Linked DNA regions of Mus musculus: regions 1, 3, 4, 5, 6 and 7 are each linked to region 2. Evidence: chromatin loops called from intact Hi-C (ENCODE). Cell type or tissue: gastrocnemius. All regions are shown on one strand.

The links. Hi-C counts contacts between places; a loop is a spot of excess contacts. Peaks named below come from ENCODE experiments on the same cell type or tissue, not always from the same donor. Only the 100,000 strongest peaks of a DNase experiment are listed, where the experiment ranks them.
Region 1: it touches region 2 in a loop (4-fold over the local background); 6 of 42 quality-filtered maps call a loop at or near these places.
Region 3: it touches region 2 in a loop (8-fold over the local background); 32 of 42 quality-filtered maps call a loop at or near these places.
Region 4: a loop joins it to region 2, with 4 times the contacts of the local background. A loop is called at or near these places in 9 of 42 quality-filtered maps.
Region 5: it touches region 2 in a loop (2.0-fold over the local background); 2 of 42 quality-filtered maps call a loop at or near these places.
Region 6: a loop joins it to region 2, with 6 times the contacts of the local background. A loop is called at or near these places in 23 of 42 quality-filtered maps.
Region 7: it touches region 2 in a loop (5-fold over the local background); 14 of 42 quality-filtered maps call a loop at or near these places.

What each region holds. Positions count from the first base shown.
Region 1 is chr1:38,559,035-38,563,034 of GRCm38, forward strand. The region is part of intron 1 of Aff3 (AF4/FMR2 family, member 3); the gene reads right to left. Among named protein-coding and RNA genes, the nearest start is that of Aff3, 66 kb to the right of the region's middle. In gastrocnemius, a CTCF peak has its summit at 2,376; no DNase peak of the experiment used is centred here.
Region 2 is chr1:38,391,135-38,395,134 of GRCm38, forward strand. All of the region lies in intron 5 of Aff3 (AF4/FMR2 family, member 3), which reads right to left. Among named protein-coding and RNA genes, the nearest start is that of Gm16150, 170 kb to the left of the region's middle. In gastrocnemius, a CTCF peak has its summit at 1,985 (motif pointing right); DNase peaks (open chromatin) are centred at 1,989, 2,665 and 3,572; H3K27ac peaks cover 349 bases.
Region 3 is chr1:38,767,662-38,771,661 of GRCm38, forward strand. No RefSeq gene overlaps it. Among named protein-coding and RNA genes, the nearest start is that of Lonrf2, 67 kb to the right of the region's middle. In gastrocnemius, CTCF peaks have their summits at 400 (motif pointing left) and 2,394 (motif pointing left); DNase peaks (open chromatin) are centred at 378 and 2,403.
Region 4 is chr1:38,624,293-38,628,292 of GRCm38, forward strand. Aff3 (AF4/FMR2 family, member 3) reads right to left here and starts at 2,952. Exons shown (of 22, transcript NM_001290814.1): 1 at 2,797-2,952. The coding sequence starts at 2,849. In gastrocnemius, no CTCF peak of the experiment used is centred here; DNase peaks (open chromatin) are centred at 2,336, 2,761, 3,243 and 3,870; H3K4me3 peaks cover 2,242 bases; H3K27ac peaks cover 1,127 bases.
Region 5 is chr1:38,637,539-38,641,538 of GRCm38, forward strand. All of the region lies in intron 3 of Gm34596 (a long non-coding RNA gene), which reads left to right. Among named protein-coding and RNA genes, the nearest start is that of Gm34596, 8.9 kb to the left of the region's middle. In gastrocnemius, a CTCF peak has its summit at 2,316 (motif pointing left); a DNase peak (open chromatin) is centred at 2,333.
Region 6 is chr1:38,785,426-38,789,425 of GRCm38, forward strand. No RefSeq gene overlaps it. Among named protein-coding and RNA genes, the nearest start is that of Lonrf2, 49 kb to the right of the region's middle. In gastrocnemius, CTCF peaks have their summits at 2,224 (motif pointing left) and 3,710 (motif pointing right); DNase peaks (open chromatin) are centred at 1,118, 2,220 and 3,698.
Region 7 is chr1:38,183,680-38,187,679 of GRCm38, forward strand. Aff3 (AF4/FMR2 family, member 3) reads right to left here. Exons shown (of 22, transcript NM_001290814.1): 18 at 3,257-3,328; 19 at 1,646-1,739. Among named protein-coding and RNA genes, the nearest start is that of Gm16150, 34 kb to the right of the region's middle. In gastrocnemius, a CTCF peak has its summit at 2,017 (motif pointing right); a DNase peak (open chromatin) is centred at 2,028.

The sequences.
Region 1 (4,000 bases), 170 kb after region 2:
TACAAGAAATTCTATCTAAAAGTAAACATGTGGGTAAACTGAGGGAAATATGTGACACAGAGAGGCAGAAAGATGGCATTAAAGATAATACAATTATAAATTATACAACAAAGTCAATACAATTAGAAGCCATACAATAAAGACAACACAATTATAAAATCCCAAGCTTGCATTAGGACATGAATGGGGAGGGAGGAAGGAAAAGGCAAAGCAGGGAGAAGGTGGCTCATCTTAATATAAGAAAAGAAAACCGCAAATGGCAAACATCGTTTTACCTATGAGCAGATAGAGAACTAAAACGTGTGGTCCTCAATCTAGACAATTCTAGCAAGAAATTCCACATGTTCTTCCTGGTACTGAAACGGAGACATCTTTCTGAAGAGAAATTTCACAATTTATCAAAAATGTTATAAAAGTTCACAGCCTGCAATCAATACCTCCATCTTCAAGAATTTACTAAAGGGAAATGGAGAGATGGCTCGGCAGTTACAAGCACTGGCTGCTCTTCCAAAGAACCAGGATTCAATTTCCTGAATCCACACGGTGGTTCACGAGCCCCGGCCAGTTCCAGGCAAGCCAAAGTCATCTTGTGGCCTCAGACGGTGCCAGGCACACAAGTGGTGCACAGACATACATACGTGCAAGGCAAAACATCAGACACATAACATACATGTTTGAAGGAAATCTCAGCAATATATGCAATACCTTCTATACCAAAATGTTCGCCACAGCACTTGTCCCTGTGAACCATCAGAATACCAGGCCAGGACACTTAATAGGGCAGCCAAAAAAGTTGTGTCTATTCACACAAATGAATGCTAGCAATGTTTTCAAAGTGGACGTAGTGATATCTAATAATCAATGAAAAATGCAAGATTCAAAATGATGGAAGTGTAATCCTTACATATGAGAGAAAATATCAAGTGTGAATGTACACATTTCACATACAAAAAATCCTACACTGCTTAACAACCCGAATGTGTTCTCAGAAAGTATCATTAGGTGATTCTGTCACTGTGCAGGACACATAAACTAAGACAGCTACTGTATCACCAGGCAATACAACTTTACAGGCCACCACATACACGTGACCATGGCTGACATCATAACTCTAAGTCTGTATTCATGTCGGGAGGGCTGGGGGAGGGAGGAGAATTAGGCAGGGAGGGAGAAAGGGAGGGAGAAAGAGCAGATAAATAAAGGGGTCTAAAAGAATACTCTGAAACTCAACTTTAAAGAGTTTTGTGGGTTTGTTTTTTGCCTGATAATCGTTAGAATTTGGATTCTAGAGAGCCCATAATCGTACAAATAAGAGAAAATCTTTCCAAGTTGATACTTCGAATCAGGAAAGCTTTGCTCTCCACATGACAAGTGGCTGCTTCTTGCCCACAGATGAAAACAAAACAACCTCCTACCCCCTTTGCTATTCTTTCAAGGATTACAGAACCAATAAAATTTCATTGTTCTTAAACTGAAAAGGAAGTCCAGAAATATCAACTATCTCCTCCCGCGACGAGCAATGCAGACAGGTACCTATCTGTAAAGAAGCCGCACAAGGCAAAGAGCCCGTACAGAAAGTTGCAAAAGCAGAGGAAACCAGTTCAGTGGCCCTGTGAGCTGCTAACACAAAGAGGAGTTCTGACTTTATCACCACTATTTTATAAACACTAAGGCGCATGAATGAGAGGCAGCACACGGCCTAGAGTTGGGGGTAAGGAGACCAGTACCAGTCCTGACTCCTCGCATGGCCATCACCAGGACATGCATCCACATGTGCACACAGGACATCCACTGTGTACATCAGCTACTCGATCCGCGCCTCCAGACAGCGGACTATGTGTGCAGCCTGTAGCTTTGCTGCCTAAGCAAACAGCACAGAAGAGACCTTGAAAACTCCAGAACAGTACATCTTTCCTAGGCTTCTGCCCTACACTCTAAACCTGGGCTGAGTTCAACTTCTCAGACCGTTGCATTCAGGAGTTCCTTCCTGTCACTGCAGAAACGTGGCTGTAGCTGTGGTGGCAGCACAGAGCGTCCTGTAGGCACATCCGTGTTGGGACGTCATACCACAACTTGCCAGATTCCTATCATAGAAATATGGTCATTGTCCTGAATTGAGAGGTGGGCACAACCATGCCTGCTCTGTATATCTTTTGCAGAAAGACCAATAAAATTACCCCGTCGCTGTGAAAAAGGATTCCAGTAAAGGAGTTGTTTAATGCAGCTATGCGAGACAAGAAATTGGTGTTAGGAAAAGAGCACTGAGATCCACAGACCAGGATCCATCAGGGCTGACCTGCGACTGCTAAGCTTTGTTATTTACTTTCTTTAAGGCCACCAAGTTGTAAAGATTGTGGTGGTGGCTCTCCCTGGTGGAGGTTAAGTGTTTGGGTTACCAACTGGGGACCTCTGTGGTTGCTTTTGTCCCTGGAGGAGAGGAGTTAATGTCCCCTTCATTTAATGTACCTCATCGTCCCTGTGGTCCAGGTGACACAGGCTCACTGCCAGCGCTGCCCACTCATCTGACACCTATGCCAATCCAGGCCTGGGTCACCTCAAAGGGCAGAATCTCACAAAGGTCCGAGTTGAACGTGACCAGTGGCTCTGCGGATCACATCTCACAGGGGTGTCCATAATGCCCTCCAGAATAAGTTTCAGCTCCACACACTCGGGGGTGCTGTCTACAGACACTTCTGATGGTCTTCCCCACAAAGGTCTGACCTTTGGGGAGCGGTGCCTTTGACATATGTATATGTGAGAAGAGACCACATGCATAAGGAAAGACTACATATGCAGGACGCTGTCAAAGACAGAATCTGACCGTGGCAAAGGCAGCCCTTGGATCTTAATCCTGGAGTGCAGAGTCACTGGGTCTGCAGTGTTTGGTGATCAGATGACAGGCAGGAAGCTGAAGAGAGAGTCTACGCATATCTAATTAATCAAATAACCTCTGTGTCACTTATCTTTGGGCTGGCATTAGAAAATTCCCCTCGTGCCCCCGAATCATATAAATCGCATGGTTTCCTATTCATTAAAGCTGGCTTGGTCTGTGCTGATGTGTCATATTTTGACATGTAACCACAAGGGATGCACAATCAAAATTAAGAAGAGACCTTAGCTGAAATTGGCATGCCCTACTCCAACGAACAATTTATGCCCACACGTGGCCAAAGCTGCATATATCTTCTCCAAATGATGAGTATTAAGCCTGTAGAAATACAGACACCCACAATTCACCTAGCACATTTTGCATGGAACATTTCTTTTAGCTTCCAACTAAACACAGGATATTTACACCACAGAGAGTGCACAGGCTATTATTACACAGAATTACACACAGACTTTCAATACTATTACCATCGTATTTACTGGCTAATCCTGCCGTGTTAATACCATCATGTTCTTCCCGGGCTTTACAGCTCTCCGTGGCTTCCCTCTGCATTTAGAATCAATGTCAAACTCATCATTACCACCTGCCAGGTCCCTACAGTGTCCTGCTGTCCACACCCACTCCTCCCCATCCTGCACCCTCTGCACCCTCTGCACCCGAGCCGACCCTGACCCGCCATAGCTCAGCTGTCTCTGCCACGCTGGCCTTCTCTTTGTTCTTTGTCTCCTGAGCAGCTCTTGTCTCTGCTGTCTCTTTTGTTTCAAAGGCTTTTCACCCAAACCTCCGTGGGGCTCACTTCTCCCATCTCAGGTCAAAAGTCACCCTCCTACTGGGCCTCCCCGGCCACCCCAGTGAACGTTGCTCCCCACCTGCCATCAATCTCTGTCACACCCTCCTCTCCCATCTCATTTTTCTTCACAACACAAATACATTCCAACGGGAAGTGCCCTGCTTTTGAGGATCATCTGGCTACCAAAATGTAAGAACACCATTTGCTGATACTCTTGTTATGCCTGCAGATAGGAGCTTGTTGTCCTCTGAGAGGCTCCACCCAGCAGCTGACTCAGACAGATACACACACCCACTGCCAAACAGTGGGTGGAGCTTGGG
Region 2 (4,000 bases):
ACAATAGACAATAAATGCCAAATGACCAAAGGTGGGTAGTGAGTCTAGGCTAGGTGGGTGAGGCTGGCAGTACCGTGTGTGTGTGTGTGTGTGTGTGTGTGTGTGTGTGTGTGTGAGAGAGAGAGAGAGAGAGAGAGATGTCTTAGGAGAAAGTCGCCAGAGTGCTGTAGTACTTTCTCTTTGTCATCTGTGGGAAAGGGAAAAGAGATATATTTTTTTTAATTGTTGTTTTCTATTTCCCAATTTTTCATTTGCCTTATGGTTCCCATCTCTAGTGCAATAACCCGTGTTACTCTGCATGCTGTAAGAACAGCCCATTAGGGCATGGTGGCACACACCTTTAATCCCAGCACTTGGGAGGCAGAGGCAGGCGGATTTCTGAGTTTGAGGCCAGCCTGGTCTACAGAGTGAGTTCCAGGACAGGCGGGACTATACAGAAAAACCCTGTCTCAAAAAAACAAAAAACAAAAGAATAGCACATTAATGGTATCAAATGAATACCTTGTTTTAAAGTTCTACTATCTGTGCTGTAGTAGATTTTGGTGGGGACCACTGCTTTGCCTCTTCCAAAAAAAAATATATATTTTTTTCTTTTTGGATGCGTCTGCACACCCACTCTTCTAAACAACCATCCTGGCAGTGTCATTAGATACTGATGTAAACAAATTCCATGCTGTGCAGTGAAATGCTCCTCCAGTGGCCTTGGTTTTGTTCTTTATTTGGAGGTCTGTGTTCATGTATCCAGGAAGTGAGGTACACGTGAGTTCCCCTGGGACTTGCACTTTGTCTCCCCCCTTTGCAAAGCTCTTCTACTTTATACCCTACTATGTTTTTTGACTTTGTGTTCAAGAACGGAGTCAGGGAAGAAAGATGGTGTCTATGCTCTGATTGCTACTCGGGCTTCCACTGGGGTCCTGACAGGGCATCCCTCTTGAGCCTTCTAGCCCATTGGCCATTGCACAAATCCCTACCCTTCCCCAAGGAGTAGCACTTTAGCTTCCTCCTGTCCTCCCCTGGTCAGCGAGGCTTCCAGCAGGGTCCCTCATGATGCATTTCTGGTACGCCTGCTTTTGTGCCCCGGGGCTGAGAGAAGGTGAGTGTATGTTTTGGCAGAGGCTGTAGCTGCTGTAGCTGTTGCTCACTCCCCTCCTCTGTAGAGGGATGCAGCTCTGCAGGCTGACCTTCTGTGTCCTTCCTGTAAGCTGAGACTCTGATCAGGAAGAGAGGCAGGGTACATGGGTCTGTCTGGATGGATGTTCATAGGTGAGGTCAGGATTCTCCCAGGTCTCCCCTACAGGTGCCAGGTAGAGACAAAACCTGCCAGAGGGGGCGAACCTACTAGCATGAATTGTTCATGGCTGTGAGCCTACCTTTAACCTTTAGCAAGTATTTCAGTTTCTAGTTGGACTTCTCATAGGTATCATGGCCTTGATTATTCTCTCATGTAAGTAACACCCAGGTCTCGTGTTGTCCTGAAGCGCCCCCTGCCCCCAACATACACACACTCTATAGCTTGAGCTGTTTGCTCTGCAACTTGAGGTCTTCTGAGTTTTGTGAAAGTCACTGATGTCCTGGTCCTCTGTCATTTTCTCTCACAGTGGGGCCAGTGTTCCTAAAGGAAGTCAGCTCTAAGCTACAAGATGATTAATATTTTAGGGAGAACTTTCTCAAGTTCTGTGCAGTTAATTCTACACCTAGTGAGACACACTGACCACTGTTGTGCTAGAAAATAAAACTCATCAAGAGACCCTGCTTCCAATGCTGGGTATTTCATGCACTGTTCTTCGTGTTTCAAGTAAACACAGGTTAACATCATGAACGATTCACACAGATGAGACCTTCCACCAAAGACCAAGCCAAGCTTGGTAATTTTGGACACTGTTTAGTTCCTACAAAGACATGAATTTTCTACATGTAAACTTCCACTTCTTCCTTCAGAGACAAAAAGCTATCAACCAACTGCTTATCAAACAAATGGCCCACCAGGGGGTGCAGTCTGCACTGGTTTCTGTTGTGGTCGCTCACTGTATGGACCTGAACTGTGGCAAAACCACTTTAAGAAGTGACTCAGAACATTCTACTGCTCCAAGAAAGACTATTCTTTGTGTTTTATTGTTTGACAAGCAATTTCAAAAGATTTTTTTTTAACACTTTTGTCTTACAAATTAGGGCCAAGTTGTAAAGAAACTAAGCAAGTATTTAAATTCCTCAGGGAAGTTCATACTAATGTTAAGTCTTTCCTATAATCAGTAATACTTTAGCAAAAAAAAAAAATTAGCAAATATCCTAGAACTATATGTTCTATACTGAGATTTCAAGTCAGCGTCATTTCTAACAAATCTGAAACGTCATTTCAACAGTAAGAACGAAGGCAGCTAACGGCTGTCAGTTCCAAAATAAAATGTTTGTTCTAGTCACAGGTTTACAGAGCTCTCCTCCAGAAGCACATGTAATGAATGAAGACACGCTGTTAGACATGCTGATTCACTGGGACACGTGAGTTCGAAAATGTATCTAGCAGGAGCCGTTCCAGGCATATGCAACAGTGGATGAGAACAGCGGCTTTCCCTGGGAAAATGAGTGTGCCCCACACTGCAGTCTGCACTGGCTCTAAGTCACATGCTCAGTAAGCTACTGCTTAAGGCAGACTCAGCTGGAAACTCTTCCCCTGGCAGCCAGGAGGGCGGTGGCTTCTGCACTGCAGTCCCACCTGCTGGGTCCTTACTCTGGGTCTTTGCCTTCTCCTCCCCCTGAGATCCAGTGCTGCTCTTCCTGAGGTGACAAGGGGACTACCGTGTACCACAGGGCTCCCAGAGAGTAGTAACCACCCAGGCCATTGCAAAAAAAAAAAAAAAAAGAAAAAAGAAAAAAAAAAGTCTGGCATTTTGAGGTGTGTTGTTAAATAACTGATTATGTATGCTCCAGGCTGACACACAGGGACTATCAAAGTGTCTCTCTGCTTGCACAGTTCCTTCATGGGGTGGCTTAGACATCCAAAGCCTCGGTCCTATACTTCAGGAACAGTTAGCAGCCCCCTCCTACCCTCCACAAACAGAAACAGTCAAAGCAGCCATGATGTGTCTTCTTCAGGCTGAAGGGAGTGAGGTAGACTAGATCCAAGGGTCTTGAGGTACTTGCGCAACAGTCAGTCGGATGTTTAAAAACATGCGATTGGTTTTTGTTTTGTTTTGTTTTTTTAACACAGTTGTTCCTGGGTAGCCACTGGGGATTGGTCCCCTGAAGGCATGCAGATCTGTAAATGCTCAAATCCTTTGTGTAACACGGTACGGTTTTTGTACAAAACCTACAAATGCCTTCCCATATGGTTTATGTCATCTCTAGATGACTAGAATACCCAACACAATGTGTTGAACAATGACTAGTGACATGGAGCAAGTCTAAGCATGTAAGCACAGATGTGGACATACTAGGTCTCACATCATGGCTCAGCACTGAGGCACGAGGCAGCGGACACCACACTTGAATCGCTGGAGAGAGCCTGGGATCTGTGAGGAGGTGGAGGCTGCAGGGGCCACACCCACACATCACACACACTCAGCGACAGCCTTGGCACACCATTCAGACTGTGGAGCTGCTTTCAGGACTCGTTCCTATGCTCCACAGGCCTGGGGAGCCTGTGGGAACAGAGGACTGGCTGTACTCTGCAGGGTATAAAAGAGCCCCAGGCTGCACAGTGGGAGACCTCAGTTTAAACTCTGCTCTGTGTGCTATGGCCTCTACCTCTCTCTTTCTACCTGGAAGACAGGGAGGGCACTACAATGAGGGAACACGGGTAACTCATGTGAAGGACACCCCAGCAGCACATGTTAAGCCAGGCTGCAGGGAATAGTGGAATAATTGAAGCATACTTCCAATCATGGAACTTGTTTAGCCTCGGATATTTCCTTTCATGTTTATGGGTAAAGGGTTCAGGACATGTCCTCTGAAGGTCTGTGAGTTTTCCTGACACTAACACAGTAGGCTTTGGGTGGAGGGATTT
Region 3 (4,000 bases), 380 kb after region 2:
GTTTAATAAAACATGGATATTGTATAATAAATACTGCATTTTCATGAATCTGCCCGTGAGATCAAGTGCTGTGCTAGAAAATATTATGAAATATGTATCACAATCTCTTACAGCCTCCTCCGAGCATTTTATATAAATCGCTACCTGTCAGAAGGGTTTGTGGAGAGAATCGGGGACTCCATGGAAGGCCCACAGCTTTTCTCTGTTGCTATGAGATATTAATATATTAGCATAACGTTTTTAAAAATGCAAATCCGCCCCTGGTATTCATACACTCTGAGTGGCACCCTAAGAAACACGCCTTCCATCCACTTGAGCAATCACCGCTCCTGGCCCCAGCCCCGCTCCCTGCAAGACCCCTTGCCAAGCAGCAGCCAAAATCTGCTCGACAGTGCCCTCTACTGGCGGGGAATAAGAACTTGCTTCCTCCGCTGCGAGGCTCCTCTTTTTTAAAAGGGTCAGGATCACTTTCTCTGCATCTTCTCTCTCCTTACCTCGCCTTGTCTTCAAGTGAAAGAACTTGTTCTTTAGACCTAGTTAAGGGTGTCACGGACCCTCCTCCTCACACACGCCCGTATGCATCCCCTCTACATGCCCCCTTTTTGCTTTCTTGTGACTCGCTTGAGTTTTTCTGGGAAAACTCTTACCCATTTTCCAGCCTTTTCCCTTCCATTTAGAAGCCAAATACCAACAACAAACCCCAGGATTTTTTTTTTAATGCAAATTTTGTGTTGGTGATGTGAGAGTGCGCAGAGCATGTGCCTGTCTTTTGCCGCGGAGGGAAAAGCAGCATTGCTTCGGTGCCCTCCATATCTGAAGCTCTGGAAAGTTCCTAAAGAAGGTTTTTTTTCCTCCTCATTCTGCTTCTGAAGTGAAACCAACCCACAGCATTGGATGGAGATGCACTTTTGAATATACTGCTGTACTCAACCCGATTATTTTTCTGCTGACCTCCATAACAAAACCTGCTTTGCTGACGCTCTGGCCTAACTCACTGAGAACAGGGCATCCAGCTGTTTGCTAACTGTTCTAAAATGTTGCAAGTTACAATGTATTCCTGGTGTTCTGTCCACATGTGGCAAATTGTGATCTGAGTACTACCCAGTTCTCTGCTGAGGCCCACAGGTTTAGGGCCTCTCTGTGAACCCCCTGAGTTCTTCCTGGCTTTACTCCTAAGCCAGGACCTGACACAGAAGCCTGGTCTTTGCTCGGTGAAACCAGCATTGTGTTGAGTGTGAACCAACTGTGTTGCCCACATCACGGCTCCCTCAAACCTTTCTGTCTGGATGTTGAGTATGGATAGTCCATGAGAGCTGTCTCACAGATTTTCATCTTCATGTGCATGACAATCACACCCTGAGACTAGCAGGGGACTCAGTGAGCCGTCTCCCATTCTCAGGTGAAGGGTTCCAAAGTTCCATTCCAGACAATTCTACTAGAATCCAAGGAGTACTTCAGATTACCTGGTGATGAAGCCACTATCCCTGTCCTGTTCTTCGTCCCTCCCCCAGTTCTACAGGACACCGAATCGCTGAGGAAGTTACACCCTCCTCAGCCTTTGCCCTGCAATGGACGCGGAATGCTGCTAAACTAGGAGGGTGTCTCCTCAGAGCAGAACCTGCCAGCATGACTGTGGTGTGGGTTCATTCTGCTTTGATGGGCACCCAAACTAGACATTTGTGGGGGGGGCAAGCCTCTAGGTCTTCCATTCATACATATTTCCATGAAAACAGTGGATGAATCTTGATGGCTATTCAAGAATGAGAGTAGTTTATCATCTGGGTAACTTAAATGCAACTATACAGAAATGCGTATATATACTATATATATGGTTATATGTAAGGGTATGTATATATATATATATATATATATATACATATATATATATATGTGTATATATATATATATATATAAAACCAATAAGATATGTATACCATCTATATGGCCAGTAAGATATATATGTGTGTGTGTGTGTGTATGTGTGTGTGTGTGTGTGTGTGTGTGTGTGTGTATGGCATCTTATATATATGATGTGTGTGTGTATCTGTGATGTGATTTTTTTGGCAACTGTATTACATGATATTACATAGATAACATCCTGTCATCATGTCAGAAAGTTGGGCCCACTTGGTAGGCAATACAGAGACATTCTAACAGTAATGTTTAATTACTCACATTATCAAGCACGGGATCATCTTTAACTGCATGGGGAGAAGAAAACCCACCATCCCCTAGACCATTTTTTTCTCTCTAGATTTTCCTATCCTAAAATTTTGCATAGAGAAATCATTTCTAGAATCAAAGTTGAGCTTCAGAAATTTGTTGACCCGACGATGGAGAAAGCTTAGCTCCTTTCAAAGCTCTGGAAACTACCTTTCTCTGTTTGGAATGTGGCGCCCCCTACAGGCTGCCCAGCTCTGATCATCCCTGAGACCTGGCTCTGATTCTGAGCTTGGGGCTGACCTGCTATGGAAACTAGCTAGGAGGTTCAGTTCCAGCCTTTTGTAGAGAAAAGTATTCTGAAGAGGTCAGAGCTGAAAAGGAGACCCCCACAGGGCCGAACAGGCTGCTTGGCTCTCTCCAGGCAGTGCCCTGCGGGAAATTCACTGCCTAGCTATTTCCTGTTTCAAATGATGAGCCACAAAGGAACCACGCAGCCTTTTGGATGGCGTGGTTATGCGCTCAGCTCCCCAGGAACCAGAGCACGGTGACCCTTTGTAAAGAACAAGGTGGCAAGAGAAAGGAAGGGGAGTCCTTTGGGCATCCACTCTTGTGTCCTCTATTCTGCAGAGAGCTTTTTGGGGTGTGGGGCACACAAGTAAGCAAATGCCTTGCAAGCCTGAGTCTTTTTACAAATGTGTCCCGGTTCTTTAGGCTTGGGATAGTATAAGGCATGAGTTACTTCACCTTAAGCAGAAAACTCACTTTCCAGGCTCCATCCAGGTTCACCTGAGGGAAGCTGGGGACCTCCCTGCTTCCTCTCTCCCTTCTGGAAAAGTCCATATTGACATCCTTCATCATCACAGGGCACAATTAGCCCAGAGATGTAGGAGACCATGACCATAGAGAGCATGAAAAAAAGATGATTGGCTTTCTGGAGACAGAGGTAGCTTAGGTGTGGAGAGGCAAGCAGGCCTTTATGCTTTGGAGACAAAGCGTGCCTTTTAGCAAGGCTCGGTCTACTTGCTATAAGTAGGCCAGGGAAGGCCCGACCTCACATCTGGCAAAGCCATCTGGGCAGAAGAGACTGGTGAATGAGTGTTCTGGCAGCTCCCTCTGGAATGTAGGTTTTATTTTCTTCCCATTTAATCTTACCAGAGGTTTGTCAATCCTACCCTGAGCACTGAAGAGGGAAATGCTACCTTTATGAGCCAACATAGGATAAGTAGAAAAATCTACACTTCTTTTCTTAAATTCTATCACTTCCCCTGATTCTTTGGAAGAATCAACTCTGCCCTAAGCCAGGAGTGTGTCTTACAACCGCCTAGTGTAATTATGAGTGGCTTTGCAAACATTCTTTGAAACCACAGGTTCTTAAAGACTCCTAACACTGGGGGCCTCTTCTCAGAAGTAATACAAGGAGCCCACGCATGAGGTGATGAATCTGATCCCAAACAGTGTGTCAACCACCCTGCCCCCAGGTAATATTTGTGGGTGCATTAAAAAAATCTCTATGTCCCCCACGATGGATACATGTACAAATGCATGCATCGGAGGCTCAGAGACTGTTGAGGAAGAGGGAAGGGAGAAGAAAGTTTGTAAGAGCCAGGGGACCAGAAGATGGCTGTGAGGTTTTTGTCTCCTAAAAACATCAGGGAAGCTGATCACCCAAAATATGTCAACAGTACCACGGCTTAATTAAGACCCGAACAAGCAATGAGACCAATAGAAACTTCATGGGAGCCCACCCACCCCTGGACAAAAACAAAACAAAACAAAGCAAACAAACAAAAACCCTAAAGAGAAGCAAGGAATAACGGGGGGGGGGGGGGGGGGGGAG
Region 4 (4,000 bases), 230 kb after region 2:
TTTTCCTCTCTGTAAAAATCAGACCAACAACAGTACGTACATGGTAAGTTTCTTGTTGGGGAATAAATGACCTAGGACATATAATGGCCATGCCTCTGACAAGTATGTAGCAAATATTAGACTTAAAATACCTGCTGTCATTTTTGGTCTTGGCACAGTTACAGATTAAAACTCGTATTTTCTTATCTATAAAATGAGAGTACTGTCATTTACTTTTGAGATGTTATCAGATTCAAACAAGAAGATAACAGATATAGGAATATCAGACATATAGAAAGTAATCAAGTATGCCAGGCATGAAGGACCCATGCCTGGTATCCCGGAACTTAGTAGACTGAGGCAGGATAATTACCTTGAGTGTGAAACTTGCACACCAAGACTTTCTTTCAAAAACAAACAAGAGCTGGAGAAAGAGAGGAGCGAACGAGCGGGAGGGAGGGGGAGAAGGAGAGAGAGACAGAGAGAGAGAGACTACATGTTTTTGATCATGCATGAGCTTGAAACTGAACTGTAAACATAAAAGTCTTTAGCAAATCCTAAAATTGAGTTAGAAATGTCATGCAAAAATTGGTCCATAACTAAGAGAATGTCTGACATATTTGAAATGCAAACCCAAGTTTTTTGGTTTATCTTTAACTTTACCTAAAGATAACCTTTTGTAAATGTAAATTCTATATCCACAAAATAAGAAACATTCTCTTAAGCCAAACTGTTCTACTATACTGTAATCAAGAAATCTAACATGCTTTCTTAAGCCAAGAAACTATATATTGCTTACAAATCTGATTGAGTGTGCAATGGCTTAAAAAAAAATGCTTTCCAGCTGTGGTGGCGCAATGTCCTCAATGCACTAGTGAAACAGGTAAAATCTATGTGGTCTGAGGCCAGCCCAGTCTACAAAGCAAGTTTCAGGCCAGCCTGGACTATGTTGAGAGATATGGTCAAATAAATAAATAAATAAATAAATAAATAAATAGGATATTAAAAATTTAAAGACAATTCAGCAGGCATTCTTTGACAGTATTCAAGATAATTTACTGGGAACTGAAGACACACCTTGAGCCCTTGCCAAAAAGGCCTACACATTACCACTGATAATCTCAAAATACAACTTATAAAAACCATACAGGAGTTCAATTTGAACCAGAAAGTGGATAAGTAGCATAAACATGCGTCCAAAAAATAAGTTCTCCCCTTTAACTACAAGCCTGCCTAGATTTTAAAAAGCAAAAGTCATTTTTAAAAGGCAGTTGTTATCTGGGAAGCTATTGAATTTGTGCCAGAAACCAATATTTCAAAAGGTAAACCTGTAAAATAATAGGTATCTGTAAATGAAAGACTGGAATAACCCCAGGAGCAGCAACACAGTAATTAGCAACTTTTATAGAGTAATAACATGTTCCATATTCTCTCTACACTAGCTCTTTGAAGTTGCCAGTGTAATATATACAAGTTTTATTACATTGGAGCCCATCCTTGTGTGTTTTATAGGTGCTAGCATTATGCAGAGCAAGCTGTAGTCACCGTCGGATCTTCTATAAGAAACTGCCCGATAATTCGTGAGCTCTGTGTCTAGTTTATTTTGTTACACCTGTCTTTAAGAAAATAAAGTCACTTTGAGCCTAAGTCACTATGGAGATTCACATGCCCACATGCCATCGAGGTATGTGTCATAAATCATAAAGCAGTTTAGCTTTAAAATTGTGCATCGCATATTCATGTGCACACCACTTGCAGTTTTTGACACATGTGAACTCTTTACTGAATTAAAAAGGGAACTGCTCAGCTCTACAATCAGCGATTACCAGAGGCAGAACAGAAAGCAGTTAATATGCTTGTTCCAGCAGATGTTCATCCCCGTAAATATTAAACATAACACAAGTTCCTCCAGGAATATACAAGCAGTAATTTTACCACCTGAATAGGGCTGGTTGGAAACATTTAAGGGGTGGGGGCAATGTGAGGGATGCTGAAGCAGCCAATGGGATTTTTCAGACAACCGCAACTAGAATTAAATTGCATCTACCTGTGATTTACCTATAGCAGCTCTCCCTAATGCGAGATTAGCGAGAACTGGAACCCCAAGTGCATTCCAGGCTGCCAGCTTTGAGCTTGACAAAAAGAGTGAGGAGTTCAGCCATGGGCATGTGTGAAGAAAGGGTGCAAAGGAACCGAGAACCTCCGGGAAATGAGTCTCCCTGGGCCAAGGCCTCCGGAATTCGGGCACCAAGACACACTGGCCTCCTGCCTAGGGTGCTCACTTTTCCATCTCCAGTGGGAGTGAGGTAGGACAGAGGAAGGATGCAAACGCCAAGCAGGGAGCAGGCAGGGCGCAAGGCTAGAGAGCATCCTCTCCGGGCACTTCGTAGAGGTACCAACTCTAGGGGGTCACAGGGGTGGTGAGCCTGAGGCTCTCCGGGAGCTGGAGGGGAGCACAATCCGAAGGAAGGGAGCTGAGAGGGGCTGCGAGATGAGGGGTGGGCTCTCAGGCATCAGTGACACGTTCTAAAAATCGGTTCTCTTCCCCTCCACCGCTGCGCTCCTCCAGTGGCAGCCAGACCCCGGCCCCCTGAGCTAGCGCAGGCAAGCACCGAGGGGAGAGAACGGAACCGGAGACCGACGAATTCACGGGGAGGCGGCCGAGCATCCAGCCCGCCAAGGCTGGAAGGAGCCGGCCAGCGAGGCGGGTGTCCCCGAGCCACCCCACCCCCACGGCGGCCGGGCACCCGGAGTCCCGGCCCAGGTGAGGGCAGGCGGGGCCAGCGCGGCTCCCCAGCGGCCAGCACCGGGACTCACCACAGCGACTCGAGGTCCCATTCCTGGAGCAGGGCTAAGTCGAAGCTGTCCATGGTGGGAGGTGTCAGCGCCGCCGCCGCCGTGTCCGCCGCCGCCGCTGTGTCCGCCGCCGCCGTGTCCGCCGCCGCCGCTGCCGAGCCTCGGGCCGCCCGCGCGCTGCAACGAGAGGCGCCCGCTAAGGTGCATCCCGGCCGCGCCCGAGCCGCCGCCGCCCGCCTGCCCGCCTGCCCGCCAGTCACCCTCCCCCGGCTCTCAGTGCCCGGCACCCCCGCGGCCCCTGCTTCCCGGGCCCGCCCGGCGCACTCACCCGCTCGCCGGCTCGCGCGCAGCCACACTCGCCGAGAGCCGCGAGCTCGCTCTCTCGCCGCGCCGCCGCCCCCTCCCGGCCTGCGCCCGCCCCTCCGCCCCTCCCTCGCGGCGGCCCGGCCCGCTGCAGCCGCCGGCGCGGTGCTCTGCGCCCGCCCGCTCGCCCGCCCGCCTCTTTCTCCTCCGGGAGGCGCGTGTGCGCGGGCGAGGCCGAGGCGCGCGCGCGCGTCCTGAGCCCCGCGCCGCGCCCGCCCCGCGCGCCCCTGCGCTCCCCGCGCTCCCCGCTCTCCCCGTGCGGCTGCTCGGGGTCCCGCGCCCTTTCTCGGGCCGGACTGCCGGCTCGCCCTCCTCACCCGCGCCCCTCCATCTCTCCAGACCCTCAGTGGCCCCGAGGGTTGCGGGGGACGTCCTCTGAGCCAAAGGGAGCGGCGCAGCGGCGCCGAGGGCAGGGGGATGCCGTGCCGAGCCGAGGCCGGCCTGCAGCAAAGCAGACCCCTGCCTCTCGCCCTCGCCCCGTGTCCAGCTGGGACTTTCTGGTCCTCCGCAAATTAAGGGGAACCCGCAGGGCGCTGCGGCTGGAGGTGTGCACTCTTGAAGATCTGGGGTGGGCGCTAGGAAGGAAAAGCCCTGGGCGCCCCAGGCGCGGTGAGAGTTAACAGTGCAGCCCACGGCAGCGCTGAAAACAAATCGTTTCAAATATCTGGAGCCAGTAACTTAAGTGAAATAAAGAGGAGGCGGGAAGGAAGCGTCTTCCAAGACCTGCTTTCAGCTGCAGTTTAGCCTGGGGGCTGGGAGGACGAGGGGTATCCCACTAGCCCTCAGCTGCCCAGTCCCTGGAAACCAGTCTCCTTTCTTTTTATTTCATACTGGAAAGGCCTCTCTGGGTTTCCACTACAAA
Region 5 (4,000 bases), 250 kb after region 2:
TACTGTTACAGTTTACATCTTCCTAATGGCTTATAAGGACAGGCTGGTGTCAGACGTGGTGTGAGCTGCATGTGTGAGGTTCTGAGGTCAATCTCCAGCACCACCAAACACAAACATAATAAATAAAAATTAAAATGCTAAAATAGCATTACTCATAATGATTTAGGAAGCCATGTGTACGGTGTGAGGTAGGTGTGTGTGTGTGTGTGTGTGTGTGTGTGTGTGTGTGTGTGTGTTGAGAAAGGTGGCTTTCAAGTCTTTCTGCAGATTAGAATTGTCTGGAGGACAAATCTCCAGTGGCCTGTCCCACGCCAAGACGCTTACTTAATCTGTGTGCGCTGATCTGAGGAGTCCCTGTCTTGGGGGAAACCATCATGCAGAAGTGGTCGGGCATTTTTAGCCAGCCTTCTGGCCTTCCTCTCAGGCCTCATCTTCAGTGACTGCTCCATTTTTACTGGTCTTTGGGGATTGGTTCTAATGTTTTGAATTAATTGGGAATCTGCACGTCCAAACACTGAAGGTCCCTGTCCCCAATTGGTTTTTGATCATCAATAGCCAACCAATAGCCAATGGCTTGGGGTGGGGGGTGTGGGGGGAGAGAGAGAGAACTTTTAAATTTGTGCAGGCTGAGAACTGGAAGAGAGGAAGGAGGAGAGATCCCCATGATGGGAAGAAGAAAGACCAGACTTAAAGGCCCACCAATGTATTAGAATCAGGGAAAGTGGCCACACGGGCCACTTCCCCAATTGTGTTTGGGGTAGCAGAGATGAAATACAGATTTTAAAGAGGAGTGTTTGCTAGCAGGAGGAAGAATAAGAACTGCCCAACCTTTGAACTAACCAGGCATATTTAAAATTAACTGCCGTGTGTGTGTGTGTGTGTGTGTGTGTGTGTGTGTGTGTGTGTGTCTTTCATTCACGAATCCAGATAGCTCTTGGGCAAGTGCAATCATCAGGAGCACAGATCAGTTAGCCAAATTACTGCTACACGGGTGTATTTGTCTATATGCTTTTGGTCACTGTCCCATCATATCAAACCCCACTGACTTATAGAGGCATCGATGTTCACCTTGTTTACCTTTAGACTATGTCAAGCCCCTACGCTTTGTTTATCACCATTGTTTCAGAAGCATCATCTCAAGTTACAGACAGGCACTCAGCAAAGGTCCGTTTGCCTCTTAACTGAATTGCTTTGAGTATATGGATTGCTTATTAGGAATGCTGGGTCTTCTAGTATCTGAGCAAGGTATGCCTCTGTTTATTTGGATTCTCTTTCATTTATATCTGAAACGTTTAGTGATTTGTTGCAAAGATTATTTAAATATCAGATAGACTTTCTTCCTAGGTGTTTGATTAAATTGACCTATTCATTCTGAGAGTCTATCTATTTTCTATCTGTACAGTAGTAGGAGAATGCCACCTGTGAATGTTGGCTATTTTCTTTGGAAGATGTATACCTCCATTATTATTATTATTATTATTATTATTATTTTACTTACTAGCTGGTAACTCACATTTGACAAACCATGATGGTGGCCATAAAAATTATAAGGCTTCCAGTGCCATGTGTGGAAAATATTCTTTATGAGTTATCAATCAGAGAGACCCTAGGGAACTCCCAAACAATGCATGCTTTTGCCTACGTTCCTCTTGGTTACCCACAAAACGAGTTGCTAACACCCCATTGCTGAAGACACCACACAACTTGGATGAGAAATCAAGGTAGCATCGATCCGGAAGCTTCCTTCTTGCCAGCTAGCGCTGAACTGGAAGCTTCCAGAAGGCACTATGTAAGCAGCTAGGGAAAAGCAAGGCATCAAATGCTCTTACCCAGCTGCGAGCCCCGTGGTTACAATAACAGCATGAGGCAAGGTGTGCCGACTTATGCAATAGTGGCAAAACCGTTATGGGGATAATCAGCCACTCTCTGATTGGCTTTGGGGTTCACTCCACAGGAGCGCATCCATTTGTGGGACTGTAAACATGCAGGAAAGGTCATAAGCCTTGTAGGGGAACTTAATTCTTCTCTTTAACTAAATTGACGCAGCACTGAACTGCCTCCTAATTATATATTTGTATCCATAGACATTCTGAGCTTTAATCAGAGAAGGTTCTCTTTTCTAATGAATTTTAGTGAATGCAGAGGTTCATGACTCTACAGGGCTCTAAGAATGAATGCCAGGGGAATGTTCAGCACTCAGGAAGACAATTATACTACTCCCTCTAAAGCCAGGCAAACATTTGGAATATGGGGTAGAAAGAATGGAGGATCTGGAGGACAGGGAGAAGAGCCCTGAAGTGCCATCTCCTGGGCAGTGTACAGTCATTGCAATCGCAGACTCTGTAGTGGGTCTATACAAGAGCGGCCCCTCCAGAGCCGGGGAGGAATGGACTCAGGAGACCACACACCTCCCTACTAAACTACTTCCTATAGCCAGACTCGGGAAAAGGCAAGAGCCTCTATCTTCAGTGTGTACATTCAGGAACCCCCATGGGGCTCCAAAGGATAGGTTTAGAACAATAGTCACTCGGATGGTACTAGCGAAACTAAATGGGTCAAAAGCAAAATAAATCAAAAGAACAGAACACAGAACCCATGGGTCTGAGGAGACAGGAAGGAAGGAATATTGATAGAGGTTGGGAGGGAAGAAGAAAGGGTGAGGAGGTAAGGGGACAGAATATATCACAAGCATGAGTGAAACCAGGGAACTAAGTTAGTTAGTGTTATGGATGTGTGTGGTTCTTTTGGGGAACTCTTATCTGATTAAGAAAATTTCCATTTATTGCCCGTTTGTTCAATTTATATCTATTTACTTGCTTTATCGAAATCATGAACTGATGGTGAATTTTAAGGGAGAAAATTTTTATGTGGCTAGTTGAAAAGATAGACTACATGACTTCAGTTTTCTATTAGTGGTTAATGGAGTGTACGTCTTACTGATGCATACTCTTCTTTTCCTTTTGCTCCGCCTCCTCCTTCTTTGTTATACTTATTTTTTCTTTGAGCACATTTTTAAGATTTTTAAATTTATTTATGTGTATGAATGTGTACCTGCATGAGTTTATACGTTTCATGTTCAGGCACATGTAAAGGCCAGAGGAGAGTGCCAGGTCCCCTGGAACTGAAGTTTCAGGAACAGTCATGAGCTGCCTGTGTGGGTCTGGAAACTGAACCCAGGTCCTCTACAAGAGCAGTAGGCACTCTTAACTGACAAACTGCCTCTCCAGCCCCAAGGTGCAGATTTGATGTATACATTTTTGTCACCGTTTAGTTGAAAGTAAAATCATTTCTAATATCTATTGTGACTTTTTTGACAGATGGATCATTTATAGCATATTTTGTAATTTCCAAATAAAGACTTTCCTAATTTTCCTTTTGAAAATATCTTACAGTTCAATTGCATTTAATTAAGGAGTATGCCTCTACCTATCATTTTAATACTTTATAATGTGTTAAAACGTCCTACATATATTTAATTTTGTCAAATAGCCATGTGTGTTAAAAGTATGCACATTTTGCTCTTGCTTGCCTTTCGGCCAGTGTTGTTCATATGAGCTTCTTGGTTTTGTGGGGGTATTTTGTTTGTTTGTTTACTGTTTGTTTACTGTTTGGGTGCTATAAACACAGTAATCATGGATTTAACAGTTCCTTTTCTTTTATCTGGAACCACAGATGTCTATTTTTCTTATGTTGTTTCTTCTACCAATATCTCCTTAGCTCCTATGTCTAGTTATTTTTAGGATGTGATTGGCAGTGTGTCTGCAAAAGTTTACAGAAATAATTTAAAGCCTACAGTGATGTTTCCTTTCTCCAAAGAGGATATCCAGTCCTGCCAGGTAGTCAGGATCATTAGCCACTTGGTATTGCCTTTTCACAATTTTACCAGCTTTTTTCTGTGCGTTGGGGGTGAGGCTAAACTGCACCACTTCTCATCATGAGTGTGTGTTCTTTGAAATTCACATTTATCCTAGAGTTGCACTTTCAGGAGTCAGAGGTGAGT
Region 6 (4,000 bases), 390 kb after region 2:
TGCTCCAAGCAGCCCCAGGACTAGAACTGCCCATTTTCTCCAGGAAGATAGTCTCAGACCAAGACCTCAAAGTATCAGAGGGCTGGAGGCTGGGGTGGGCCGAGGGCTGCCCAACCGCAGGCCTCTGGAGTATAGAGCCATAGAAAGACGGATGCTGTGGCTTCCTGTGATCAAAGAGGCACCCATATCATACCCAAATTCACAGCAACCCCAGAAGGAATGGGACATTTCTCCCAAGTCACAGAGAGGCAAAGATGCTCCAATGTGGCTCCCAAGTGTGGCCACTAAGCCTGTCTTTCAACTCACCTTCACAGACTGTATAAACCTCAGACTTAAGGGAGAATGCTCGCTCAGTAGACATGATAATCCAGATATCTTAAGAGGTATATATCTGCTCAGCCTTAAAGAACTAAAGGATCCTCTTCCTTTGGAGCACTGTAAAACCCTAGGAGCTGGGGTGATGTTAGCCCAGGGCAAGGTTGCCTGGGGTGGGTAAAAGGCTGGCCCCCTCTATCCCCAATGTACGAATGTAGGCAAGGCTGCCTAACTCTCCCAGACTCCATGCCACCCTTCCTCTGTGAAGTGCAACAATAATTGGAAATCCCACAGGCTTCTGAACAGGCCACACATGCCAGCTGCTGTGGCTTGTCCTGGCTGTCCCCATTATTGCTGCCCCTTTGATAATGGCTTAATCAATGGCAGCCATTATCATCAGCTATACACTCCCATCTTCATTATCTGGAGCTGTCTTGGCCTATGGTGCGCATTCTTCTGTTTTTAGCAGTTCCTAAGAAAGCTTGCACTTTAAGGGAGAAGGCTGAGAAGAGCCACATTCATTTTCTGTGGACCAGCGGGAATTATGCCTGGTTAACCTGTGGCTATCCCACAGCTAGATGATGTGATGGGAGAGCAGAGAGGATGGGAGAGGGGGGTGGGGAAGGTAGCCTCGGGGATGCTAAGGATCAAAGGGCCACTGTAAGAAGGGTGACCCTGGTAGGACCCTGGTGGACCCCTTCCTTTACGGCAGTGCGTCTCAGCCTCTGAAACACATTGTGTCAGCACTAGCTGGCTGGTCTCCATCCCTGACCTTGTGATGAAGTTGTGAAAGGGGCCCATGTGAATCCCTGGATGATGCCAGGCTGCTGGTGTGGGGCCCAGGCTTTGAGAGACTGCTTTAGTGCCAAGCCCAGTAATTCATCAAACGAAATCACTGGCGGGCAAAAATGAAGCCAATGAACGTGAGCTGTTCATGAGCTGAACAGGAAGCAATGACATCAGAGTTGGGGTAGGGGCGGCTCTGCTGGACACCCCCAAGGCACAGTTCCAAACCAAATGGAAATTCTCCTTTGGCTTTAGACCAAGCACCAAAGAACAGTAATTCCAGACCTCATGGGATGTATCCTCAAAGACTAGGTTAGCACCACCCAGCATTCAAGGCCGTGCTTCAGTGAGCTCCTGGGGTCCCCACACTGTGGAGGTGTGGGCCTCTCTGACTCTCACTGGGTTTAGTTTCTCAGAAGCTCCACTCCTATGCCCACATCTCACCTGAGAAGGAGGCTGAGATCTCCCAAGGACTTGGTGGTCCTTCTGCCCCTGCCTTCCCTAGGCTACTCTGAGCCTCTCTTCCCTGTCTTCTTCCCATAGTCTCAAAAGCAGATTGCTCACCCCATGTTTTACCTGATAGGTATCGTATGCATTGACTCCAAACCAAGGTGTATGTTATAATCTCTAGTGTGTAAATTAGGCAAGCAAGGATCTGGATTCCAGGCAGCTCATTCAAGGTTGCTCAGCTAAAAGGATGGTTCATTGACACCATCTCCAGCTGATCGAGCCAGAAACTGATTTACCACCCAGGTTTCCCTATTCCTTGGCTTTTACCTTGATTTATTGGATAATCATTTCCTTCCAGAGAGAGGCTCAGTAGCTTTCCCGGAGCTGTGAGCCAATGTGGAAGGTATGGGAATTTTAGTCATTAGACTAGATGACATTCGTCATTAGAATAGAGTAACGCTTCAGAGGGTTGCCTCCTGGTTCAAAGTCCACCATGTTGAGGCCCTCCTCTTCTAACAGCAGAGGTGGACTTGACCATAGACGCTCATCTTTGCAGGAAAGAGAAGGTCTCATCTCTTCCATAGCCAGTTAGCTGGTTCCCAGTCTGAACCAGTCCAGACAGACATCGCAGCTGACGTTCCTTCTTTCCTGAGAGTACAGTGACCCCATGTGGCTATTGCCAGGCACAGCAACTTACAGAGTGTGACAGCTATTTCTTCCCTACAAAGCTGTGTTGAGCCTGTAGGACAGTGTCTCCCTGGCATGCAACTGTGAGGCCCAGTGTGGTCTGAGCACATCCCTCCAGGCCCTGCTGAGGGGATGTAAACGTCGTGCTTGGGGATGGCTGACCTTCAATTCTTTTTTTCTGCCCTGTAGGCTCTCACTCCCAGCCCTTCACACACCCTCCCTGCATCTTAGAGACAGGTGAGATGGAGGGAACTGTTGTGTGACCTGTAGATGCAGGAGGTGGAGATGGGGGACAGAATTGGGGGGGTCTACATGTATTGTTTGAAGCTATACCCCCATTTACACATACAAGTGTAAGCACTAAGGAAGCCTCTGCTAACACCACCCAGACGAAGTGCATGGGAACAGGGAAGGATTGCATGTGGCTGCTGCGGACACTTGCTGAGCTTGGCACAGCTTAGAAAGGGTCTTTTTTCCCCCTTCCCCCACATAACGTTAAGTCCCCTGAACATAGGTAGGTGGTTTAGTGGGATCCGTTCACACCTTCTGTTTTCTGTCCCTCACTTCCCTTTCTCTGGCTATAAATAAAACCTGCCTGAGACAAGGTGTAGTGAACTCTGAACCACTTCTCCTTGGGTCTGTAGGACTCAGTTCTGAAATGGCAAATGCAATCGGTCAAGATCCCACCAGACTAGACGGCTGCGGTGTGTCCTGTAAGAGTCATATGTGTGGGTTCTTAACAGATGCTAAGACTGGCCTGTAACGTTTCTGAAACCTTCCTTGTGAGGAGGACAAGGGCTACCCCCGCCCCCCCCAAAAAAAAACCCTTTCTTTCCTTTGCTCAACTGCTGCTCTTCTCATCTCAAGGAGAAGCCCTCCTGTGGCAGATTTGTGACTGAATCTAGACAGTGTTGATTAATAATGAGCAGTCTGCCATCTTGTCTGTTTGTACAGTTGTGTCCAATATTTTAAAAATATCACTTGAGGTGGTTGAATATATATGAATCGATAGAAGATACACACACACACATGAATTGATAGAAGATATGATTTAAGGTACGTATATCATTGGCTTCCCAAGAGGACTCACCCAAGAAATCTTAAAATTTGAGATCTCCTGTAGCCCTTGTGTTAGCTGACTGACAAAGAGATTGTAGGACAGAGAACTCACAGCTAGACTCTGACATACTGTTAATTGGAGACTAAGCAGAAATAATGGCACGTTAACAATGTAGCCCACTGGGAAAATGGAGTTGTCGTTATGACCAGATCTTTCAAACTAACCTCTTCCATCAGAAGTGCAAGTCTGCCCATGTCTTCCAAGGAAGGGAATTGTCTTGGGAAGGTCTGGGCGAGCACTGTGAAGCCTTTTGTTGTGGAATCTTAGCTCAAACTTGTCATCCAAATCTTACTTGATCCAAATCTTACCTGTAGCTAGTACCCTGGTTTCTGCCCTTGCAGTGCCTCAGAATTTCCAGTAGGTGGCACAAGCTACACCTCTCTACTCATCTGTCTTCCCACTAGAACTTAATTGAAAAGATGCTCACTTCTTCCTTTTCCCCTCCTTTCTCGTCACCTGTCTCCCATCTTTCTCTTTGACCAAAAAGAAAATAACATACAAACCAACCAAACAAACAAACTCCAAAAACAAACAAACACTCAGACTTTCTGTTGATTTGGCTGTGAGGATTAATTCAAAGGGGGCCACATGCAAAAGGGAAATGCTACCTTTAAAGATCATGGGGCAGGCAAGAAATGCCAC
Region 7 (4,000 bases), 210 kb before region 2:
AGCTGTATTTAAACGATCCTTAGAGTGTGGCACAAAGGGCACCTAGTAGCTACAAAACTTCAACAGGAAGGATAAGGTTTGGAGGTCCCCTGAAGGCATGTGGTCAGAACTGGGAGAGAGGGACAGATCTGAGATGTCCTGTCACAAAGATGGTGGCAGCAATTTAACAGGTGCAGTGTACAGCAAACCACACTGTACACTATTAATAGTAACCTGCCACTTGAAATATACTTAAAAACATACAAATGCCCATAACTCCTAGAAGAGAAACTGATTTTCTGTTCCCTTCTCTGTCCATTTTTGTTCATACTTTCAGACTGGATACACACACTGAAAACAATCCTTTAAAAGCTTGCCAGGACTCACTGGGATCACAGAATTTATCTTACTCCTTTTCCAAGCATCTTCGGTTTTACTCTATATAGCAATTCATCCCTTAGATTCTGATCTGAAAGTCACTCTCTCTGCCTCCTCTCCCATGTCTGTTATGTGTGTTTGGGACAGGTCTCACTGTATAGATCTGATTGGCCTGGAACTTGCAGCGATCCTCCTGCCTCTGCCTCCTGACAAGCCTGCCAGGCTATCTCATTGCTCCGCAGCAGTCATTCCATATGAACAATTAGAAAATGGCAGTGCACCAGACACAGACCAGAGCATCACCAGAGTAGCCTGACCATCCAGCTGGTCTCTCAGATGTTCAGGATGTCAATAAATGACTAAAAAAGATGTGTGTGTGCGCGTGCATGCACATGCGTGCATGTGTCTGTGTGTTTATATATGTGTGTGCGTGCATGTGTGTATTTATATTTATGTGTCTGTGTATATGTGTATATATGTGTACATGTTTGTATGTGTGTGTCTGTGTGTTTGTATGTGTGTATCTGTGTATGTGTTTGTATGTGTGTGTATGTATTTGTGTGTGTGTGTATGTGTATGCATGTATGTGTATGTGTGTGTCTGTGTGTTTGTGTGCATGTGTGTGCATGCATGTGTGTGACAAAGGAGGGGTGGAGACAAGGACGGTGTAATCTCAGACAAATGACATTTTGAACAAATGATTAACTTCAGGTACACTTGCAACAGCGCAGCAAAGAGGTGCTCTTCATTTGTTTTGATAGTTTTGTATTCTTCTCAGGAAAGTAATTGAATTTTCTGAGATAAAAGTTGCCATGGCTGTGATTCGATCTGTGTCACCACCACACATTGCTGTTGAGGGTCTCTGAGCTATAAGGAGCCATTTCCTATCCTTAAAAATGACATTTCAATCAAAGATTAAATCAGCTACAAGAGATGAACTCAGGGCAGTGGGTCTAAGTAGTTACTTCTAAGAATCTACGTGGACATAAGGAATCAGGTCTGCTCTAAGGACAGATCTATCCCCTAGACATTGGGGACAAATTGGACATTCTCTGTTTAGAGGCCATAAAAATAAGGACATGAAGACAGGGGAACAAGTTATCTGGGCTCTCAAGGCCCATTCTTGGAGCCCTGCAAACCACAAGTGTGTCATAAATGGGGTGACTCTGGACAACAGAGATGGCAGGTTTAGCCTCAAGGCAATGGGTGCATGAGGCCTTTCAGAGGTGCCTCTGCCAGGGAGAGAGCCTAGCACAAGGAGGCATGGTGCCTATTTGCTAGGCAGTACCTTGAAATAGTCGATAAGTGCTTTTGAATATTTTACAGCATGGTCTCTTTTGAGTCGAAACATCCGCCAGTATAGGAGAGCCAGGCATCGGTAACTGCAGGGGAAGAAGAGAAACGTGTGTCTTTCACAGCGAAGCTCCAGAACAAATCCTGTCATTTCTGACTCAATATTTTGATCACACTTATACCTCTAAAATGTTTCCATCTTAAGTATGTGTATGAGTATTTGATGTTCCTTTTGTTCAAAAAAACACGATTCAAGATTCCAAGGAGGACCCCCATACCTGCATTTACCACCAGATGAGGTGTAATAACAGCTTGAAGAGCTCTTTGTTGGGAACAGGGTCAGGCCACTCTCCTCTTCCACCACCAGAGGGCAGTGTCTCCCCACTACAGCCTGCGGGAGTGCTAGCACATTCTACCCTGCTTTATGGGGCGAGCTATTGGCCTCGCAGACGGGACAGCAATTTCCCAGATTCTATCACCTCTGCTTGTTAACGCTTTACTAGATTGTAATCAGTTCAAATAAAGTGCATTACAACCACAACAGAAATACTAATCTGAGGCTAGTTACGTTTGCTCATTTACTACAACGTTTTGTATAATTATTTATAACCTACATATATTCCAACATTAATTATTAATCACCGTCAATTTATTAATCTCATCACGGTACTTCAATAAAGAAAAGGGCATATTTAGCATTTCCTGAGACTCATTCTTTCCTGGTGCTTGACACGGGTAATTCTTCCCCAGCTCAGATCAGGAATGTGTTACAATCACAAGGCGCCCAGTATAACCCGATCCACCTCTTCTAGCACCTCAAACTCCCGAGGAAATCACGTCAAACGGCTCAAGATCATCTTGTGTCTCCCTTGCGGTTAGGCCATCTGAGATTCCATTTGCTCTTCCATCTCACAGATTAGACCTAGAGCTCAGGGAACCTGCTGAGGGCACACACCACTTGGAATTCACAGGACAAGAGACTAAGAGAGGGGCCGTACAGTTTGAGAGATGGGTTGAAGTGGCAGAGCAGATGCTGTGGGGAGAGTAATCACTGCACAGCCCTTACTGCTGTAATCCTAAGTGCAGGGAGATTAATTACCCATTAGCTAGTGTGGAAGAAATTATTTTACTACCTAAGTAAAATGAGCGTCCCCTCGGTTCAGTGTATTGATAACTCTAATGGATTGTGGGTACTCGTGCATACTGATTCGGCATGCAGAGTAACTTGTCCATGATTTTGACTGCATGTAAAGTGTTAAGTGTAAGAAAAATTCCATTTAGCACAGTTCACGTTCAAAGAACTGAGGTGGGGCCCGCTGTTTTGACTTCGCTTTTGTGTGTGGGCACATGTGTGTATATGTATGTGCTCATGCCTACCCATGCATGTGTAGAGTCCAGAGGTCCACACTGGGTGTCTGTTGTTCACCTGATTTCTCTGAGACAGGGGGCTGCTGGTTTTGGTTACCCTGATCGACTACTGTCATCATTCTCTCCCTGTGATGTGGTCAACCGTGAACTCAGGGTACCTTAGGGGAAAGTGGTCTGGAGGTTCCAGGAAGCACAGGGCAGCTCAGCACCCCATTTGCAGAGCTGGGGTTATACTTACCAAAGCGCAGCTAACTGTTTGTCCTCTGGTGTGGCATTGGGGCCTGAGTGGGTTTTTAGTCTCATAGCATACCTTAAAAAAAAAAAAGATAAAAAAGCAAAGGAATTAAATAGTTCTTTCTGGGTATCAACAGAAGTTTTTCTATGGCTCTCCACCCCACCCTCAGGTGTTCATTCTTTCCTTTCTTTTTATGTATATGTGTGTGTCTTTTTGTGTATATGTGTGTACATGTATGTACATATGGGAATGTATGGGTGCGGATGCCCATGGAGGACAGACTGGGTGTCGGATCCCCCGGAGCCTAAGTCACAAAGTAGCTTTGAGTTTTGGGATTCAAACTTGGGTCCTCTGCACAGGTAGTGGGTGTTCTTAACCACTGAACCCAACCTGAGTACATCCATCGGTGTACACAGTGCTGACAAGCCTGCCTTAAAAGCTAGCTGATGGCATTACTGTGCCAACTGGAAAGAGATGGCTTGTATGATGTGCTACCTTCTGTACCTTAATGACACAGAACCAACTCTCAGGAGTGCTGCAAGCTCGAGAAGCATTCACAGATACGGTAGGCGTCATTTCTGCATTTCTACCACACTGCGCCACTGAGGATAGAGCTGAAGCTCACCCTGGTACTTGGATGTAGTGCTCAGATTTGACTTTGTGAAGCTCTTGGCATAGCAAGCGGCTTGCTGAAAACGGCTGAGAAAGTAATCCTGCTGCTGCAGAATTTCTAAGTTCCGAGAGCAG